2 separate regions of the Homo sapiens genome follow, and region 1 is linked to region 2. A link is an interaction called in ENCODE POLR2A ChIA-PET data of the cell type or tissue named here. Cell type or tissue: B cell. All regions are shown on one strand. Each heading gives the region's core, and the rest is flanking DNA. Links, peaks and the distances in the headings are about the cores only. Region 1 holds the start of PITPNM1 (phosphatidylinositol transfer protein membrane associated 1). Region 2 overlaps LOC100130987 (a long non-coding RNA gene).

Evidence for each region. ChIA-PET counts read pairs that join two places held together with the same protein. Peaks named below come from ENCODE experiments on the same cell type or tissue, not always from the same donor. Only the 100,000 strongest peaks of a DNase experiment are listed, where the experiment ranks them.
Region 1: POLR2A ChIA-PET joins it to region 2 with 5 read pairs; 3 of 35 experiments call an interaction of 5 or more read pairs at or near these places.

The regions. Positions count from the first base shown.
Region 1 is chr11:67,499,033-67,506,627 of GRCh38, forward strand. PITPNM1 (phosphatidylinositol transfer protein membrane associated 1) reads right to left here and starts at 6,331. Exons shown (of 24, transcript NM_004910.3): 1 at 6,156-6,331; 2 at 5,071-5,189; 3 at 3,472-3,686; 4 at 3,260-3,381; 5 at 2,830-3,054; 6 at 1,063-1,389; 7 at 882-977; 8 at 691-798. The coding sequence starts at 5,148. CDK2AP2 (cyclin dependent kinase 2 associated protein 2) reads right to left here. Exons shown (of 4, transcript NM_005851.5): 4 at 7,465-7,595. RefSeq lists enhancers at 4,040-4,789, 4,790-5,539 and silencers at 5,318-5,417, 5,498-5,617, 5,628-5,787, 5,998-6,627. In B cell, for the core only: no CTCF peak of the experiment used is centred there; a DNase peak (open chromatin) is centred at 4,529; H3K4me3 peaks cover 1,624 bases; H3K27ac peaks cover 745 bases.
Region 2 is chr11:67,331,963-67,346,029 of GRCh38, forward strand. All of the region lies in intron 2 of LOC100130987 (a long non-coding RNA gene), which reads left to right. Among named protein-coding and RNA genes, the nearest start is that of POLD4, 15 kb to the right of the region's middle. In B cell, for the core only: no CTCF peak of the experiment used is centred there; no DNase peak of the experiment used is centred there.

The sequences.
Region 1 (7,595 bases), core at 2,256-6,255, 160 kb after region 2:
GAGAGGACCACTGGGATCCCCTCATCTGGCACTTCAGGCACCCCAGTTCTGGCATCTGCCTGAGGCCCCCAGTCCCTACCTTCCTCCAAACTTCTCCTCCCACCAACTCTCCCAGGTCAGTTTGTATTTCCAGGCCTTTGCTCCTACTGGTCTTATTGCAGTCAGGGCTGCCTCTCCACACAATGCCTGTTTGCCTGGCAAACTTCTCTAACCCTGCCCTGTCCAATGTGGTGGCCATTAGCTACAAGTGGCCATTTAAATTTAAATGAATTAAAATATAATACATAAAAACCTCAGTTCCTCAGTCACACTAACCCCATTTTCAGTGCCTGGGAGCCAGTGTGGCTGGTGGTTATTGCCTTGGGCAGCATGGACCTAGAAGTTCTGCTGGACAGTGCTGGCCCAAGTCCTCCAAAGCCAGCATAGACATCACCTCTCAAGTGAAGCATTCAGGGAGTCCAAATTAATTCCTTCATTCTTAGTGCTATGTCTGAATCATGACTACATTCTAATCATCCATCCATCCACCCATCCATCCATCCATCCATCCATCCATCCATCCACCATTCATTATTCGTCTATGTATTTAATGAGCACCTCTTCAGATTGCCTCTCATCTTAAGATGCCATTAAACTCATGACCTGCTGTACACGGGTGCTGGGGGCCGGTGTCCTAGGCGGTATCTTTACCTGGCGTTCCCTCTGCCTCCACTGGGGAGGCAAAGGCATCAATGAAGTCATTGGAGTTCCACTTGGTCATCTCCTTGGGGAAGACCTCCTCACTGTCCGAGAAGCCTTCTGAGGGGACAGGGGGCTGTGTCATGGGGTGGGAGGAGCTGCTCGGGGACATCCCCACTCCCAAAAAGGGCCTCAGTGCTGACCGTGGGCATCAAAGAACTCTTCCTCGGAGCTGTTCTCAGAGTCTCGGGCAATGTTCTGCATGCGCCACTCAGACAAGCTCTGGGGAGACACAGCCCCTGCCGGGCCAGCTCAGCCTCAGCCTCAGCCCAGGAGCCCAGCCTGGGGAGGGCCGTTCCTCCCATCCCTGTGCCCCAGCCTCACCTCCATGTTGGGATGAGTAGGAGGAACGGGAGGATGAGGACCACTGCTTCCCAAAGCTGGCATCGGGGGAGGCATCTGGGCCTGGGGGGGCCTCAGGCCCATCGGGGGTGCCAGTGTTGCTGGCCGCAGACCGGGCCTCGGTGCTCGGTTTCCCGGGGGGCTGGGCCTCGGACCCCTCACTGCCTGTGTTGCACTTGGCCATGCGCTGGGCCAGCATGCGAGCAGTCTCCTCTTCCAGTGCCCGGATGTCAGCCATGCTCAGCTCTGTCCACTCATCCTGCCAGCACCAGGCCTGGCGGTGGGCCCGCAGCATCACCCGACGCAGACCTGCAGGTGCCCAGGCGTCAGAACTGCCCCCTCCCCCTGCTTCCCTGCCACCGCAGCTACATGCCCAGCCTTGAGGTTGGATAATGGCTCCCCTGGGGACACCACCCACCCAGAGCCACAAAGTAGGGCAGGGCCAGTGCAGTCCAGGAATGGGAGTGGAAAGTGGGGCATTTGTCTTCCTGCCTGACTCCCCCCCGCCCACTGCCTTTCCTGTCTCTCTGCACACCCTAACTCTCAGCACTGTCCCCACCCCATCACTCCAGAAGCAGGGACCAATGCTTGTTCTTGCTTTTGGCTGGCTTCCTGCTGACTTCTGAGGAATTAACAGTTAATTAAGGGTTTAACAGTTAATGAAATTGTTGATGGTTAATGAAGGTGTTAACAGTTAATGGAAGTGTTGGCACTCAATGAAGGTTGTAGCGAAAGATGATACCCATTCTGGGATATTTTTATCTTAAGCAGAAGAAAAAGTTAGAAACTCTTAAATGTCTAGGAAATAAAGTAATGATGGTTGAATGATAATTATAAACTTCTGCGAGGAGATATATTGGAATCTTAGTAGTGGCTATATTTTTCTTATTTGTGCTTTTTGGCATTTTTCCAAATGCAAGACAAGGCGTCCTCATTATTCTCTAAGCTGAATTTCCTCACCTGTAAAATGGGAATAATCATCGTCATTACCTGGTGGGGTGTTGTGGGTGTTAAGGGAGATCTTGCACAAAAAGTAATTAGCCATGGGTCTGTGTGTCGCAATCACTGTCAGTATTAGCTCTTCATATCTGACTCAACCTCTTCCTCATTTACTGAAGAGAAATTTAAAGTGCAGAGATGGCCAGTGCCTTGCTGGAGGTACCATGGGGTGGGGGTCAGTAGTGGGACAGAAGCCAGGCCGCTGGTCTCTCCAACTAGGGACCATCCCTCTGTGTGCAGATGACCTGGGCACTGAGGCAGGGCTGAATTGTAGGCGTGGTGGGGTCAGGTTGAGGGGAGGTGTGGGACTGGGGCTCCTGAACACCAGGGCCAAAGGCTGGAACACTAGAAACTGGGAGTGGAGGTGGGGAATCCCAGAGAGAATGACATCAGAGTCACAGCCTCAGCCTGCACTCCTTAGCATGCTGCCAGTTAGAGCCGGTGACCTTCCTGAGTGTCTCTAAGTCTCATCTAACTCATAGGATGATGGAGAATCTTAGAATCTTAATGGAAGCAGCAGCATTTCTGAATGTCAGAGCCAGTATGGACCTTGTAGATCATGTTACCAGCTTCCTGCTCTGTGGATGCCTGGCTAGGCTGTGCGGCCGCTTCTGCCCTAGTGCTCCCCACCTCAAATGGAAACGATGGCTTTCTGCTTCTGTGTCCCCAGTGGATGGGAGCATCCCTGGCCCTAAACATGGGGTCTGGGGCATGCTGGGTAAGTGGGACCTCCCGCAGCTGGGTGCTCACCTACATCATGGATGAACTGCTCGATCTTGGCTTGCATGCCCCAGTAGCGGAACTCAACCTTGCACAGCTTATAGGCACACATAAGGGGCCCCGTCTGTGCCGCCGTCCGTGCCCAGTCATCAGACAGTGGCCCTCGGCCCGTCTTGACCGAGTGATAAAGCCGGGGGTCCTCTTCTGCTTTGTACTCGCCTGGGGCCACTGCATCCCGCACGATGTCGATGGTGTCTGAGGGAGTTCGGCAAGCATTGAGCAGCGCCAGCCCCTTTGAGCCCCCGCTCCTGGCACCCTCTTGGGACTGGATGACAGTTCCCGTCCTTTTGCAGACAGGACATGAGGCCTGGAGAGGGCTGGGACTTCTCAGAGGCTGCCCACTGAGGCAGCCAGGAGCCTGAGAGGGGCGCCAGGGTCCCCCCATAGCTCCAGGCCTCACCCAGGATGCGCTGTCTCCTCTCGGCCCCGCTCAGGTTGAAGACGTTTGGCTGCTGCCCCCCATCAGGCAGGTAATAGGTCTCAATTTCAATGGAGAATTTCTCCACGAAAGGGCAGGTGTACCTGGGCAGAAGGCACGGGTGAGGCTCACTGCTGTACCCACCAGGGCCGCTCCCCTCCTGGCCTCGGACCATGCCCAGCTCACCCACTCACCGGGTTCGGGTGTAGGGGTAGGCATTCCAGGATTCCTCTTCTACCTGCAGGGCAGCCTTGGGCAGCAGTGCCCGGAACCAGCCTGGGATGTGGGAGCCCACGTGGTACACCTTGTGTGTGTATTGCCCGCTGCCCCCGGGCCCATCCGTGTAGGGCCGGTTGGCCAGGATCTCCACGCCGCTGCCCTCACCACTAGACTCCTCCCGGCTCTTTTTCTGTGGCCCAAGGGAGAGCAGGACAGGGAGCTCAGCCCCAGCTTAGCATCTGGGATCCCCAGCTCAGCCTGGTGTTCTACACAGCTCTGGGGCCCTGGTCCCAGCCTTTTCAACTCCCTGAAACCAGACCCCGCCCCACCAAAGCTCCCTGGGATCAGAATCACAGATGCAGCCCAGCCCCGCATGGGGTCTGCAACCCAGCACTCAGTTGAGTCATTCAAGTATTCATTGAGTGTCTGCTCCACTCCAGGCAGTGTTTGGGATTATATCAATTGAGATATATTGATGAATAGAACAAAGATCCCTGCCCTCGTGGAACTTACATTCTAGTGGAAGGAGACAGACAAAAGGAAAAAGCAAATTATGTGGTGTGTTAGAAGGCGCTAGGTGCTATAGGAAAAGAAAGCCTAGAGTAGGGTATAGGTGATGAGGGTTGGGGGCTGCAGTTTTGATCTGATAGTCAGGGAAGGCCTTGCTAATAACACAATGTGACCATGGCTTGAACATGACTTTAAGGAGGTGAGGTAGGAGGAGGTGCTCAAGGCCGGGGGAAGCCAGTGCAGCCCCAAGGTGGGAGCATACTGGATGTGCTGGCAGGTGGCAAGGAGGCCGGGGTGGCTGGCAAGGAAGAAGGGACTAGGAGAGGAAAAGGGGCCTCCAGCTCTCAGAGGCCCTGACCCTGGCCCCCTCCCTCTCTGGGAGGCCCTGGCCGCCTCCCAATCCCAGCTCCGCCACACCCCTCAGAGCTTGAGAGCCCCCAGATCCTGCCTTCTATTGCTCCGGGGCTCAGATGGCCCTTTCAAGCCCGAGGCGGGGTCCGGGCCCTCTTGCTTTATGAGATTCTGGTCCTGCTGTGCTGGGGACAGATCTGGAGCAGACTCCCCCAGGCCCCGCACCAACCCGGCCACTGCTGAGGGCCTGCCCTGGCCCACTCTTCTCACTGCCCTACACCAGAGCCTCCTCGCCCTCCCATCCTTGCTGCCCTGTCCCTGCTCCAGGTTTGACACCTGGTCCTCACCACATCTCCCTGACCTCCAGGGATGGCCAGGACCCTCCACTTCTCCAGACCCCCTCCCGCCTTCCTCTGCCGCGGAGGCCCCCCTCCTCATTCTTGCCGCCTCCTGGGCGCTTTTTCCTTCCCCGATGGGATTACAGATCCTGAGGAGGATTACAGGAGATCAGAGGAGGGCTGGGCACTTAGCGGATGGGAAGCACCACTCGGCCCTCCTGCCCCTCTTCCCACAGTCCTTCCCCATTCCCACATCTGAAGGGGGGCCTCTCTTGCCTCCTCCGGGCTCCCAGCCGGTCCCAGCCCCGGGGCAGGGCTGGCGGGGTCGGCAGGGCTCCACCCCTTGCCCGGGTGCCCTCTCCCCGCCGCCCTCACCTGGATCATGTAGAGCTGGGCCACCTGGTACTCGTCCAGGCTCATGGGCAGCAGAATGTGGTATTCCTTGATGAGCATCCTGAAGGCGCTCGGCGGGCCGCGCGCGGCCTCCGCTCCTCCTGGCGCAGGGCACGGCGCGACAGTCAGTGCGGGGAGGCTGCGCGCGGCCCCGAGCCCTGCGCGCCGGCCGAGGGACTCAGGCCACGGGACCCCATGTCCGGGCCCGCCACGAGGGAGGCAGAGGCGAGCCTAGCACCGCCGCCCGCGCCGCCGGGGCCGGGAGCCGCAGCGAGGCTGAGCGCTGACCTCTTTTCCGCGCAGCCCCCGCCCCCCGCCCGCCCGTCGCCATGGCAACCGCGCGCTGACGCGGGCCCCCCGGAGCGCCAGGCTCCGGCCGGCGGGCGGGAGGGCCACCTCACCTCTCCCGCTGCGACCGCGTCCTAACCCCGGGAAACGGCATCCCTCTGGGCGCGCCCCCGAAGCCCCGGGGCCCCTCCTTCCGGGCCCGCCTTCCGCGACCGGCCCCTCGGGGACCCGCCCCTTGCATCCCCTTCCCGGAGTCGGCGGGGTCCCAAGTCCCCCACTCTCGGACGTCCACCTAGAGCTTTGTTCCCCGAGTGTCTCTGCGCGGAGTGGCCCAGTGCGCCCAGCATCTCTGCCAGGGTTCCCCACGCCCTGCACCCGAACCTACCTTCCGGGACCGGTAATCTCCTCCGCCCTCCAGATCTGCCTTCTTGGGCAGCCGGGTCCTCGACCTCCCCCTCCCAGCATCCTTCCTGGACCCCTGGCCCTCGCCGGCTCTCCACGCGCCTAGGCAGCCACTCCGTCCTCTTCCCAGGGGGTGAGCCCTCCTCAGGCTGAGGCCAGAGTGGCTCCACTTGGTATCCCACGGGCCATGGCCCTGGAGACCCGCTCCGTCCACCTGCGCCCCAGACTGGCACCGAGGTTCCGCTGCAGGCACCCCTCCATCCCCCACTCGCACCCCGCGAGCAAGCGAGAGGCCCCGTTGTCCCCACTTCCCTCTGCTCGCCGGCGTCCCGGTCCCCTGCCGCGCTCTTGGCCCGCCTGCCGACGCCCCGGCTCACCTCTAGCTTGAGGCGGGCGCCCCTCACCCAGCCCGGGCAGGGCCGGCCGGCCCGTGGGTCGGAGCCCGGAGCGCCCCCAGCCCCGGCCTCGGGTTCCAGCGGTGGCCGGACCCTCCCGAGGCGCAGTGCCGGCCCATGGCCCCGACCTTCCTCTCGATCCGCCCGCCGGCGCCCCTGCAGTCCCTCCCCGACGCCCGCCGCGTCACTGCGGCCGCCCCGCCCCCTTCCTGGGCCCGGCTGGCCCTCCCCACCCCGGCGGGGTCCGGGCAGCCCCGCCTGCAGCGGAGGAGGCAGGGAGGGAGGCCCCTGCCTTCCTTCCCCCGGGCAGTGGGAAAAAGGCCATTGCCTAAATTCTGGCTCTTCCTAGTCCCTCTGTGCTGATTGGGGTCCCCAAAGACTCTTAGTTCCTATCTCCACCCTAGCCCAGCCCTCCTGTGTGCAGTCACAGGGTGGTTTGATATGGGGGGTCCCAGGCCCACTCTCCTCTTCTCACTCTCTGCAGTCCTTAGATTTGGGACCCAGGGTTGAGGAAATGCCTCCCCACCAGTCTAGCCAGAAGCTGGTGGCTCTGACATGCCTCCACCTAGGGCTGGGCTCGGCTCCAGGGCCCCAGGCCTCTATGGTCACCCAGCTACACGCCCAGGCAGAAACGGGCTGTCACTGTGAGTGGCTGGGCTAGCCCCTGCATGGTGCCACAAAGCCTCCCCCACCTCTGCCTTCCGGGTCCACAAGTCCGGTCACCCAGCCACCCGGAGTCTGGGCAAAGGCCTCACGAGGCACCCCAAGGCTGGGTTCATGGGATCCCACCCAGCCTGCTACAAGGTGCTGGGGCAGTGACGGCAGCACCCCGCCAGCCCCTCCCCTTGACACTGAGGCCAAGTGCTGGAAGCAGCAGTGCCCTTTCTCTCTGAGAAGTCAGAGACCTTCAGGGCTGATTCAGAGGCTGGGGTGTTGTCAGGGCATTAGGGCGTGTGAGGGAGTGGCTTACGTGAACTGGCATTTCCATGCTGCCAGGCATCACCGCCAATCCAGAGGAAGCGCCCTCCAGGCCCAGGCTGCCCACAGCGCCAAGGGCTGTGGAAGCAGCCAGGCCCTGTGCTGCCCCCTGGTGGCACCACAGGAAGGCCCAGGGCTCTCAGCGCCACGGCTGGGGCGGAGAGGGCCCAGGTCCCACCAAAGGCTGATGGCCTACAGAGGCAAGTCAAACCTCATTTAATCACACCCTCCCCATCCATAGTCTCCTCTTCCCCTGTCTCTGCCTGGCCCACCCAGGCTTAGCTGAAGAACCAGACCCAGAAAGGCTCAGAGCTGAGAGCACAACTCCAAATCATCTTTTATTAATATAAAAAGGGCATATTTAGCAAAAGACACACAGATAAAAGAGTCACTATGGCTCAGGACACAAGGCAGGGAGGTGCCAGGCCTGTGCCCCTGCTGGGG
Region 2 (14,067 bases), core at 4,608-8,607:
CTGAGGTGGGAGGATCACCTGAGTCCAGGAGGTTGAGGCTATAGTGAGCTGTGATTGTGCCACTGTACTCCAGCCTGGGCAATGGGAGTGAGAACTTGTCTCAAAAAAAAAAAAAAAAAAAAAAAAGAGGAGGAGAAAAGGTACCTGCCTGAACAGGTTTTTAATGCAGAAGAAAAGAGAAAACCACAAAAGACCTTTCTTAGTAAGGAAGAGAAGTGAGCAGTAGGATTTAGGAAAGAAAAGAGACTAACTCTATTGTTTTGTGCAAATGCAGTCAGGTTTATGATGAAGGCTGCCCTTATCTATAAATCTGCTAACCCCCAAGCCGAAGGGAAAAGAAAAACACCAGCTGCCAATTTTTTGGTTGTACAACAGGAAAGCCTGGACAACGAAAACCCTTTTTCTGAATTGATTTCATTGATACTTTGTCCCTGAAGTCAGGATGTACCTTGTCAGTAAGGGGATTGCCTTTTTTTGTTGTTTTTTGAGATGGAGTCCTGCTCTGTCATCCAGGCTGGAATGCAGTAGCATGATCTCAGCTCACTGCAGCCTCCACCTCCTGGGTTAAAGCAATTCTCCTGCCTTGGCCTTCTAAGTAAGTGGGATTACAGGCACGCACCACTATGCCCAGAGAATTTTTGTATTTTTAGTAGAGACAGGGTTTCACCATGTTGGCCAGGCTGGTCTCAGACCCCTGACCTCAAGTGATCCGCCCGCCTCGGCCTCCCAAAGTGCTGGGATTACAGGCGAGAGCTACCACACCTGGCCTGGGATTGCCTTTTAAAATTCTCTTGTTATTGGACAATGCCCTTGGCATTGAACCCCATCAGTTCAATACCGAAGGTGTCAAAGTGGTCTGCTTGTCTCCAAACACATCGTCTCTAATTCAGTCTCTAGATCAAGGGGTTCGTAAGGACCTTAAAGGCTCATTACACATATACATGGTACTCTATGGAAAGGACTGTCAACTCTATGGAAGCGAACCCTGATAGAACATCGTGAAAGTCTGGAAGGATTATACCACTGAAGATGCCATCATTGTTATGGAAAAAGCCATGAAAACCATCAAGCCTGAAACAATAAATTCCTCCTGGAGAATACTGTGTCCAGATGTTATGCATGATTTCACAGGATTGATGATAAAGCCAAGCAAGGAAATCATGAAAAAGATTGTGGATATGGCAAAAAAGATGGGGTGAAGGGTTTGATATGGATCTCAGAAAAATTGAAGAGCTTAATAGACACCACCCAAGACGAATTAACAGAAGATGACTCGATAGAGATGAGTGCTTCTGAACCTGTGCCAGATGAAGAAGAAGATGTAGAAGCAGCAGTGGCAGAAAATAATTAACATTAGTCTAGAAGAAGGGTTCTGATTATTCAGGACCACTTTTGACATTTTTTATGACATGGACCCTTCTGTGATGCAGGCACTGAAACTCAATCAAACAGTGGAAGAAGGATTAATACCATATAGCAGGGGTCCCCAACCCCCAGGCCACCGGAACCAGGCCATATAGCAGGAGGTGAGCAACGGGTGAGCAAGCGAACACAAGCTTCATCTGCATCTACATCTGCTCCCCATCACTTGCATTCCCACATAAGCACCACCTCTTGTCAGATCACAGGAGAGCGAACCCCATTGTGAACTGTGCGTGTGAGGGATCTAGGTTGCCAGCTCCTTATGAGAATCTAATGCCTGGTGATCTGTCACTGTCTTCTGTCACCCCAGAAAGGACCATCTAGTTGCAAGAAAACAAGCTCAGGGCTCCTACTGATTCCACATTATGGTGAGCTGTCTAATTATTTCATTATATATTACAATGTAATAATAATAGAAATAAAGCACACAATAAATACAAAGTGCTTGAATCATCCCGAAACTACCCCCTTAACCCCATCTATGGGAAAAAAGTCTTCCATAAAACTAGTCCCTGGTGCCAAAAAGGTTGGGACTGCTGCTATATAGAAACATTTTTAGAGAAATGAAAAAGCAAAAATGTCAGACAGAAGTTACAATGTATTTCCATAAAGTTACACCAGAATGTGCCTGCCTCTCCTGCCTCCCCTTCCACCACTTTTGCCTCTGCTGCCCCTGAGACAGCAAGACCAACCATTCCTCTTCCTCAGCCTACTCAACGTGAAAGCGACGAGGATGAAGACCTTTATCACGATCCACTTCCACTTAATAGTAAATATACTTTTATGATTCCCCTGCCCTCCCCTCCCCTCCCCTTCTCTTTTTTTGAGACAAGGTTTCATTCTCACCCAGGCCAGAGTGTAGTGGTGTGATCTCAGCTCACTGCACTTCAGCCTCCTGGGCTCCCAGGCTCAAAGGATCTTCCCTCAAAACTCCATCTCCAGCTGAGCATGGTGGCTTGTGCCTGTAATCCCAGCACTTTGGGAGGCGAGGTGGGCAGATCACCTGAGGTCAGGAGTTTGAGACCAGTCTGGCCAACATGGTGAAACCCTGTCTCTACTAAAAATACAAAAATTAGCCAGGCATGGTGGTGCACACCTGTAATTCCAGCTACTTGGGAGGCTGAGGCAAGAGAATCGCTTGAATCCGGAAGGCAGAGGTTGCAGTGACCCAAGATCGTGCCACTGCACTCCAGCCTGGGCCACAGAGCAAGATTCTGTTTCAAAAAATTAATTAATTAATTAATTTTTAAAAACCCCATCTCTACAAAAAAATATGAAAAATCAGCTGGGCACAGTGGCTGTAATCCCAGCGATTTGGGAGGTTGAGGCGAGTGGATCACTTGAGGCCAGGAGTTCGAGACCACCCTTGCCAACATGGTGAAACCCTGTGTCTAGTAAAAGTACAAAAAAAGGCCAGGTGCGGTGGCTCACGCCTGTAATCTCAGCACTTTGGGAGGCCGAGGCGGGCAGCTTACTCGAGGTCAGGAGTTCAAAACCAGCCTGGCCAACATGGTGAAACCCCATCTCTACTAAATATACAAAGAAATTAGCCAGGCGTGGTGGTGGGCACCTGTAATCCCAGCGACTCGGGAGGCTGAGGCAGGAGAATTGCTTGAACCTGGGAGGTGGAGGTTGCAGTGAGCCAAGATCGCATCATTGCACTTCCGCCTGGGCAATACAGCGAGACTTCATCTCAAAAAAAAAAATTAGCTGAGCGTGGTGGCGGGCGCCTGTAGTCCTAGCTATTCGGGAGGCTGAGGGATCGCTTGAGCCTGGGAGGTGGAGGTTGCAATAAGGCAGGATCTCACCACTGCACTCCAGCCTGGGCAATAGAGCCAGACCTTGTCTCAATAAATAAATAAATAGGCCAGGTGTTGTGGCTCACACCTGTAATCCCAGCACTTTGGGAGGCTGAGGCGGGCGGATCACAAGGTCAGGAGTTTGAGACCAGCCTGAACAACATGGTGAAACCCCATCTGTACTAAAAATGCAAAAATTAGCCAGGCCTGGTGGCGCAGGCCTGTAATCCCAGCTACTTGGGAGGCTGAGGCAGGAGAATCGCTTGAACCTGGGAGGTGGAGGTTGCAGTGAGCCAAGATTGTGCCACTGCACTCCAGCCTGGGCGACAGAGTGAGACTCCATCTCTAAATAAATAAATAAATAAGTAACCAACAAATGCACAATTGTCAGAGATTTGAAAACCTTTTGGGCTGGGCGCGGTGGCTCATGCCTGTAATCCCAGCACTTTGGGAGGCCAGAGCAGGTGGATCACCTGAGGTCAGGAGTTCTAGACTAGCCTGGCCAACATGGTGAAACCCCATGTCTACGAAAAATAGAAAAATTAGCCAGGCGTGGTGGCAGGCGACTGTAATCCCAGCTACTCGGGGGGGCCGAGGCAGGAGAATCACTTGAACCCCAGAGGCAGAGGTTGCAGTGAGCCAAGATCATGCCATCGTACTCCAGCCTAGGGGACAAAAGTGAAACTCCATCTCAAAAAAAAGAAAACCTTCTTTTGGCAATTAATAGAACAACTAGACAAAAAAGCAGCTGCATATAGAAAACCTGAAAAATACCATCAACCAATTTGATATAGTTGACATTCAAGAAACTCCACCAAATAACTGCAGGTGATCCGCCCACTTCACCATCCCAAGTGCTGGGATTACATTTTTTTTCAAGCACACATAGAACATTAGCCAAGCTAGATTATATCTGGGCCATAAGATAAGTCTCAATATATTTCTAAAGATTAAAATCATTGCTTAAGGCCAGAAATTCAAGACCAACCTGGGCAACATATTAAATAGATAGACCCCATCTCCATAAAAAGTAAAAAACTTAGCTGAGCATGGTAGCACGTGCCTATAGTCCCAGCTACTTGGGAGACTGAAGTGGGAAGATTGAGCCTAAGGAGTTGGACGCTGCAGTGAGTATGATTGTGCCACTGCACTCCAGCCTGGTTAAAGAGTGAGACCCTGTCTCTATTTAAAAAAAAAAAAAAAAGGGAAAAAACCCCAGACAACCTTACAGAATACTCTCTGATCATCTGATCACAATGAAGTTAAATTAGAGACAAATAATATTAATAGTAACATATCTAGAAAGTCCCCAAATGTTTAGAAATTAAAGAATATATTTCCAAAGAATATATTTTTAGGCCAGGTATGGTGGCTCACACCTGTAATCCCAGCACTTTGGGAGGCCGAGGAGGGAGGATTGCTTGAGGCCAGGAGTTTGAGACCAGCCTGGGCAATATAGCGAGATCCTGTCGCTACAAAAAATAAAATTAGCCAGGCATGTTGACACATACCTGTAGTCCCAGCTACTCAAGAGGGTGAGGCAGGAGAATCACTTGAACCCAAGAGGCAGAGGTTGCAGTGAGCTGAGAACATGCCATTGCACTCCAGCCTGGGTGACAAGAGTGAAACTCTGTCTCAAAAAAAAAAAAAAAGTATTTCTGTATAACTAATGAATCAAAGAAGAAAACACAAATGAGAAAATATTTCAAACTGTAGCATATGAAGGCACAGAATATCAAAATATGTGTGGTGCAGCTAAAGAAGTACTTAAAGGAAAGTGGATAACTTAAAGTACCTACATGAGAAAAGAGAAAGGTTTAAATTTGGGGGGGCAGTGGTCAGAGGGACAGAGTGGGACACTGGAGTGCAGTGGTGGGATCTCGGTTCACTGCAACCTCTGCCTCCCAGGTTCAAGCGATTCTCATGCCCCAAACTCCTGGCTTCAAGTGATCCACCCACCTTGGCTTCCCAAAGTGCTGGGATTACAGGCATGAGCCACCGTGCCCAGTGGAAAGGTTTAAATTAATAATTCTATGTTTCTACCTTAAGAAGCTATAAGAAGTTTGGCAGTTTCTCCAAAAGTTAAATAGAATTACCATATGACCCAGCAGTTCTACTCCCTGGTATATACGCAGGAGAATCAAAAACATGTTCATAGAAAAATGTGTACACAAATGTTCATAACAGTGTTAGCCAAAATGTGGAAGCAATCCAACTGTCCATTCACGAATGAATAAACAAAATGTGGTATATCCCTATAATGGAATATTATTCAGCCATGAAAAGGAATGAAGTGGTTATATGCTACAAGATGGATAAACCTTGAAAACCTTATGCTAAGTGAAGAAAAGCAGACACAAAATGATTCCATTTATATGAAATTTTCAGGGCTGGGTATGGTAGCTCATGCCTGTAATCCCAGCACTTTGGGAGATTGAAGTGGGAGGATTGCTTGAGCCCAGGAGATCAGCGTGGGCAACATAATGAGATCCTCTCTACAAAAAATAAAAAATTAGCCAGGCGTGGTGACATACACCTGTAATCTTGAGGCATGAGAACCCTTGAGCCAGGAGGCCAAGACTGCAGTAAGCACTACTACACTCCAGCTTGGGCAACAAAGTGAGACCCTGCCTCAAAAAAAATTGTAAAAAATTAATTATAAAAATGAAAATTTTAGAATAGACAGATCCATATAGACAGAAAGCAGATTAGTGGTTGCCAGGGAGGAATTGGAACTGACTGCCATTAAGCACAGGTTTCTTTCTGGGTTGATGAAGATGTTACAGAATTAGATATGGTAATGGTTGCACAACATAGTGAATATACTAAAAATCACTGAATTTTACACTTTAAAATTGTGAATTTTAGAGGCTGGGCATGTTGGCTCATGCCTATAGTCCCAGCGTTTTGGGAAGCCGAGGCGGGTAGATGGCTTGAGTTCAGGAGTTCGAGACCAGCTTAGGCAACATAGCAAAATCCCATCTCCACAAAAAATACAAAAATTAGCCTGGCGTGGTGGTGCGTGCCTGTAGTCCCAGCTGCTTGGGAGGCTGAGGCTGGAGAATTGCTTGAGCCTGGGAGGTCAAGGCTGCAGTGAGCCGCAATCCTGCCACTGCTCTCCAGCTCAGGAGACAGAGCAAGACCCTGTCTCAAAAAATAAATTAATTTTAAAAATGGTGAATTTTATATTATGTGGATTATAGTGCAAAAAAAAAAAAAAGAAGAAGAAAAGAAAAGAAACAGCACAGTGCTGTGCACCTGTAGTCCCAGCTACTCATGGGGCTGAGGTGGAAAGATTGAGCATAGGAGTTCGAGACCAGCCTTGGTGACATAGACCCTGTCAAAAAAAGAAGAAAATATTTTATTTTATTTTATTTTTTGAGACGGAGTTTCACTCTTGTTGCCCAGGCTGGTGTGCGATGGTACGATCTTGGCTCACCGCAAACTCTGCCTCCCGGGTTCAAGTGATTCTCCTGCCTCAGCCTCCCAAATAGCTGGGATTACAGGCATGTGCCACCACACCCAGCTAATTTTGTATTTTTAGTAGAGACGGGGTTTCTCCATGTTGGTCAGGCTGGTCTCGAACTCCTGACCTCAAGTGATCCGCCCGCCTCGGCCTCTCAAAGTGCTGGGATTACAGGGTAAGCCATGGCATCCGGCCTAAGAAGAAGAAAATAAAATAAGCTAGAAAAAGAACAAGTTAAGTCCAAAGGAAGGAAATAATGATGAGCAGAAGTTAATGAAATAGAAAACACACAGAGGTTGGGAGCAGTGGCTTATGCCTGTAATTCCAGCACTCTGGGAGGCTAAGGCAAGAGGATCGCCTGAGCCCAGGAGTTCAAGACTAGCCTGGCATAGTGAGACCCCATCTCTACAAAAAGTAAATTTAAAAAATTAGCTCAGTGTGGTGGGGCATGCCTGTAGTCACAGCTACTTGGGAGGCTGAGGTGGGAGGAACCCTTGAGCCTGGGAGATAGAGGCTGCAGTGAGCCATGATTGCACCACTGCAGTCCAGCTTGGATGACAGAATAACACCCTGTCAAAAAAAAAAAAAAGAAAATACATAAATACACACACACACACACACACACACACACACACACACACACACACCAGAGAAAAATAGCAAAGCGAAAAGTTGATTCTTTGAAAAAATAATAAAATTGATAAAACCGTATCAAGACTGATTAAAAAAAAATACAGGCTGAGCATGGTGGCTCACACCTGTATTCCCAACACTTTGGGAGGCCAAGGCCGGTGGATTACTTGAGGCCAGGAATTCAAGACTAGCCTGACCAACATGGTGAAACCCCTTCTCTACTAAAAGTACAAAAAATTAGCCAGGCGTGGTGGTGCACACCTGTAATCCCAGCTACTTGGGAGGCTGAGGCATGAGAATCACTTGAACCTGGGAGGTGGAGCCTGCAGTGAGCCGAGATCATGCCACTGTACTCCAGGGCAACAGAGCAAGATCTTGTCTCAAAAAAAAAAAATTACCAATTATTAGTAATGAAAGAGTAGATATCAGTTTAGATTGTTATGTATTAAGATGATAAAAAGGAGTATTTATTGTGAACAACTTTATGGAAATAAATTTGACAACTTGAATGAAATAACCCCTTTTAAAAATGTTTTATTTATTATTTATTTTTGAGACAGGGTCTTACTCTCTTGCCCAAACTGGAGTGCAGTGGCAATCATGGCTCACTCCACCTCTGGGGCTCAGGTGATTCTCCCACTCCAGCCTCAGAAGTAGCTGGGACTACAGGTGGGTGCCACCATGCCTGGCTAATTTTTCGTACTTCTTTGTAAAGATGGGGTTTCGCCATGTTTCTTAGGTTGGCCTCGAACTCCTGAGCTCAAGCAATTCACTTGCCTTGGCCTCCCAAACTGCTGGGAGTACAGGCGTGAACCACTGTGCCTGGCCAGAATCTTTTAAAAACCACTAGAATGAAGTGGATTTACCAAGGTAACAGGATACAAAGTGAATATACAAAAACCATTTCTATTTCTATGTTCTAGCAACAAACAATGGGAAAATGAAAATTTTTTTAAAATCCACTTTTAATAGAATAAAAACCTTGTTAGGAATAAATTTAGCCAAAGATAAGCAAGACCTCTACACTTAAAACTAGGCTGGGTACCATGGCATATGACTATAGTCCCAGCACTTTGGGAGGCTGAGGCAGGAGGATCGCTTGAATCCAGGAGTTCCAGACCACAGACCAGCCTGGGTGACATAGTGAGACCCTGTCTCTGCAAACAAAAGGAAACAAAAAAACACCAGTTTTTAAAAACTAACTAACTCTATATGATTTCAAGCTTTATTGTGAAGCTACACAAATCAAGACAGTGTGATGTTGAGATAAACACATCAATGCGAAAGAGAGTTTAGCAGTAGTCCCACACTTACATGGCCAAATTATTATCATTATTTTTTTTTTATTGAGACGGAGTCTTGCTCTGTCGCCCAGGCTGGAGTGCAGTGGCACAATCTCGGCTCACTGCAAGCTCCGCCTCCTGGGTTCACGCCATTCTCCTGCCTCAGCCTCCCAAGCAGCTGGGACTACAGGCATCCGCCACCACGTCCGGCTAATTTTTTTTGTATTTTTAGTACAGACAGGGTTTCACGGTGTTAGCCAGGATGGTCTCAATCTCCTGACCTCGTGATCCACCCTCCTCAGCCTCCCAAAGTGCTGGGATTACAGGCATGAGCCACTGCACCTGGCCATGGCCAAATTATTTTTGATGACAGTGCCAACGTAATTAAGTGGGTAAAAGGTCTTTGAGCAAATGGGGCTGGAACTGTATATCCACCAAAAGTTAGTTTCTTGAAATAAGTTAATAAAATTGAGGCTGGGCGCAGTGGCTCACACTTGTAATCCCAGCACTTTGGGAGGCCGAGGATGGTGGATCACAAGGTCAGGATTTCAAGACCAGCCTGGCCAACATGGTGAAACCCTGTCTCTACTAAAAATACAAAAATTAGCTGGGCATGGTGGCGGGCACCTGTAATCCTGGCTACTCAGAAGGATGAGGCAGAGAATTGCTTGAACCCAGGAGGCAGAGGTTGCAGTGAGCCACGATTGCGCTACTGCACTCCAGCCTGGGCAACAGAGCAAGACTCTGTCTCCAAAAATAAAATAAAATAAAATAAAATAAAATAAAATAAAATGAAATTGTTAAGTCCCTAGTAAGACTAAGAAAATAGAGAAAATATAAATCCCCAATTATCAGGAATGAAACAGTGAAATTAAAAATAGATCCTAAACCTAAATGTAAAAGCTAAAACAATGAAATATCTAGAAAAAAATAGAAAATATTTGTTACTTTGGGGTAGGTAAACATTTCTTAGGACATAAAAAGCAGTAACAAAAAAAATGATAAATTGGATTTCATCAAAATTTAAAACTTTGGGCCGGGTGTGGTGACTGATGCCTGTAATCCTAGCACTTTGGGAGGCCGACACAGGTGGATTATGCGAGGTCAGGAGTTTGAGACCAGCCTGGCCAACATGGTGAAATCCTGTCTCTACTAAAAATACAAAAATTAGCTGGGCATGGTGGCACATGCCTGTAATCCCAGCTACGTGGGAGGCTGAGGTAGGAGAATCGCCTAAACCCAGGAGGCGGAGGTTCCAGGTGAGCCAAGATCACGCCATTGCACTCCAGCCTAGGCAACAAGAGCAAAACTCCATCACACACACAGACACACACGCACACACACACACATTTTAAAACTTTCGTTCTTCTAAAGATACTATTATGAAAAAAATTCTGGCCGGGTGCAGTGGCTCACGCCTATGATCCCAGCACGTTGGGAGGCCGAGGAAGGCAGGTGGATTGCTTGAGGTCAAGAATTTTGAGACCAGCCTGGCCAACGTGGTGAAACCCCATCTCTACTAAAAATACAAAAATTAGCCAGGTGTGGTGGCACGCGCCTGAAATCCCAGCTACTCGGGAGGCTGAGGCAGGAGAATCCCTTGAACCTGGGAGGCAGAGGTTGCAGTGATCCAAGATCGCCCCACTGCACTCCAGCTAGGGTGACAAAGCGAGACTCTGTCTCAAAAAAAAAAAAAATTCCAAAAATTTTATCTGGAACCACTAAAGACCCCAAATAGCCAAAGCAATCCTAAGCAAAAATAACAAAGCTGGAGGCATCATACTACCTGAGTTCAAAATATACTACAAAGCTATAGTAACCAAAACAGCATGGTACAGTCATAAAAACATACACATAGACCAGTGGAACAGTATAGATAACCCAGAAATAAATTCACACAACTGATTTTCAGTAAAGGTGCCAAGAATATACATTGGGGAAAAGATGGTCTCTTCAATAAGTGGTGCTGGGAAAACTGGATATCCACATTCAGAAGAATGACAAAAATTAACTCAAAATGGATTAAAGACTTAAATATAAGACCTCAAACTATAAAACTACTAGAAGAAAACACAGGAGAAATGCTTCCTGACATTGACCTAGGCAAGGATTTTTGAGATAGGACCTCAAAAGCACAGGCAACCAAAGCAAAAGTAGACCAATGGGATTACATCAAACAAAAAGCTTCTGCACAGCAAAGAAAACAATAGAGCATGGCCAGACACAGCAGCTCACACCTCCAGTACCAGCTACTCTGGAGGCTGAGGTGGGAGGATTGCTTAAGCCCAAAAGTTTGAGGCTGCAGTAAACTTTGATTGTGCCATTGCACTCCAGCCTGGGTGACAGAGCAATACTCCATCTCAAAAAAATAAAATGGTAGAACCACTTCGGAAAACAGACTGGCAGTTTACTCTAAAGTCAAATATATATATATGATATATAATGTAGCAATATGATTCTTTGGCATATAGCCAAGAAAAAATGAAAACCTGCCCACACAAAGACTTGTACATGAATGTTTATAACAGCTCCATCCATCAGAGTCTAAAACTGGAAACAACCCAAATGTTCATCAGCTGATAAATGGGATAAATACATTTTAGTATATTCACACAATGGATTTTTTTTTTTTTTTTTTTTTTTGAGACGGAGTCTTGCTCTGTCATCCAGGCTAGAGTGTGGTGGCACGATCTCGGCTCACTGCAACCTCTGCCTCAAAGGTTCAAGCAATTTTCCTGCCTCAGCCTCCTGAGTAGCTGGAATTACAAGCGCGCGTCACCACACCTGGTTAATTTTTTTTGTATTTTTAGTAGAGACGGGGTTTCCCCATGGTGGTCAGGCTGGTCTTGAACTCCTGACCTCATGATCTGCCCGCCTTGGCTTCCCAAAGTGCTGGGATTACAGGTGTGAGCCACTGTGCCCGGCCAATACACAATGGAATATTATTCAGCAACAAAAGTGAATGAACTTGGCCAGGCATGGTGGCTCATGCCAGTAATCCCAGCACTTTGGGAGGCTGAGGCAGGAAGATTGCTTGAGTCCAGGAGTTCAAGACCATCCTGGGCAACATAACGAGAATTAATTAATTTTTTTTTTTTCCACATAGAGATGGTGTTTCACTCTGTTGCCCCAGACTGGTCTCAAATTCTCTTGAGCTTAAGCAATCCTCCTGCCTTGGCCTCCCAACATGCTGGGATTATAGGCATGAGCCACTGCACTTGGCCCTTATTTTTTTTTGGAGACAGAGTCTTGCTCTGTCACCTAGGCTGGAGTACAGTGGTACAGTCACACCTCATTACAGCCTCAACCTACCAGGCTCAAGGGGTCCTCCCCAACGTCAGCCTCCCGAGTAGCTGGAACCACAGGTGCAAGCCGCCACAGTGGGCTAATTTTTAACAGTTTTTGTAGAGACAAGATTTTGCTATGTTACCTGGGCTGGACTTGAACCCTTGGCCTCAAGCAACCTCCCACCTTGGCCCCCCAAATATTTGGGATTACAGGTGTGAACCACCGCACCTGGCCCAGTCTCTTATGGATGACAGACTTTTAGGCTATTTATGTTCTTTGCTATTACAAAGAGTTTTATAATAAATAACCTTACATATGTTATTTTACATATACCAACGTATCTGTAGGATAAATTTCTAGATATAGACTGAAAAGGATAGGTGCATTTATAATTTTGATATATAATGCCAAATTAGTGTCCTTGGAGTTGTACAAGTGTATACTCCAGCATTGCAGAACTAGAATAGTCAGATCCTGGCCAGCCATTCTCCCGAGAGCATGTGGAGAGGTGGGCTGGATGGCTCACTGCAATGATGACTGTCTCTACTCTGCACCTCAGAGGACCTCAGCTAAGCACTCCATGGCCAGCCCACTGGAGGCACAGGCTTCAAAACAGGAAACGAAAAGGGCCTGCTTCTGCAGTTGACAGCTTTGATGCCTTCCTCACTGAGAAGGCCTTAGGAGAAGATGGCTCCTGCCATCAAGGCCACACAACTCCTATGGAGAAGTGACTTAGAGCCCAAAGAGTTGCATTTACAACTCTCACACAAATGATTCTCACGGGCTAGACAGGATCAAAAAGTACGTGTGAGTAGGCTGGGCACAGTGGCTCACACCTGTAATCCCAGCACTTTGGGAGGCCGACGTGGGCAGATCACCTGAGGTCAGGAGTTCGAGCCCAGTCTGGTCAACATGGTGATACCCCGTCTCTACTAAAAATATAAAATTAGCTGGGCATGGTGGTGCCTGCCTGTAATCCCAGCTACTCGGGAGGCTGAGGCAAGAGAATCCCTTGAACCTGGGAGGCAGAGGTTGCTGTGAGCCAAGATTATGCCACTGCACTCCAGCCTGGGGGATAGAGCAAGAGTTTGTTTCAAAAAAAAAAGTAGATGTGAGTGAAGTGGGACGATTTGGTCAGCTTTTTTTTTTTTTTTTTTTTTTTTTTTACACAGGGTCTTGCTGTGTTGCTCAGGCTGGAGTGCTGTAGTGGGAATATGGCTCACTGCATTTCAACTTCATGGGCTCAAGTGATCCTCCTGCCTCAGCCCCACTATCTGGGGCCACAGGCGTGTGCCACACCGAGCTAATTTTTAGTTTTTTTTTGTTTTTTGTAGAGACAGGATACCCCTTTGTTGCCCAGGCTGGTCTCAAACTCCTGGGCTCAAGTGATCCTCTTTCCTCAGCCTCCCAAAGTGCTAGGATTACAGGGGTAAGCCACTATGACCAACCTCAGCCAGCTTTGAGCGCTTACTATGTAGCCAACCTTGTGTTAGGTATACACCAGCAGAGATAAAATATTCTCTAGCACTGAAAACAATGAAGCGTATTGTTGTGGCAATGTGACATGCTGTAATAAAACAGAAACAGGTTACCGTGGGAAGCAGAGGGGAAATCCTTAACTCTCTTCAGGGAAGGCTGCACAGAGTGAAAAACATCCTGCAGTCAAGGGCAGGGCCTGCAGGCATAGGAACCATTGGCGCCTCTAGGTGAGGTGAAGGGGCATCCACGAGGTCAGGATGGAGGCTCACATCCCAGAGGGAGCTCCTAGGAGATGCCTTTTCCTTCAAGAGACAAAGGACCAAAGTTGGGCTTAAGAAGGACTCAGATCTCAGATGCCAACACATGGTCTACCATCACTTGTTCACCTGGAGGGCACCCCTACTCGTCCTTACATACTCAGCTGAAGGTTGTCATAGGCCAGGCCCATGCCTGTCTTGCAGCATTGTTTGAAGTATACTTGCGCGTCTGTTTTCTGTCTCCCTACTACAGTGAGCTCTTGGGGCTTAGGGCCTGGGGTTCTAATCATTTGCATCTGCCATGACTAGCACAAAGTTATGGTTTTCTAGCTTAGGACTCAGGTGGATAGACTCAGGTGGATAAACTGCGTGGAAAACCAGGAATCATTTTGAGAATCTCTTGAGTCCCAGAGGTGGCAGTAACCCAAATTGGCCTCAAG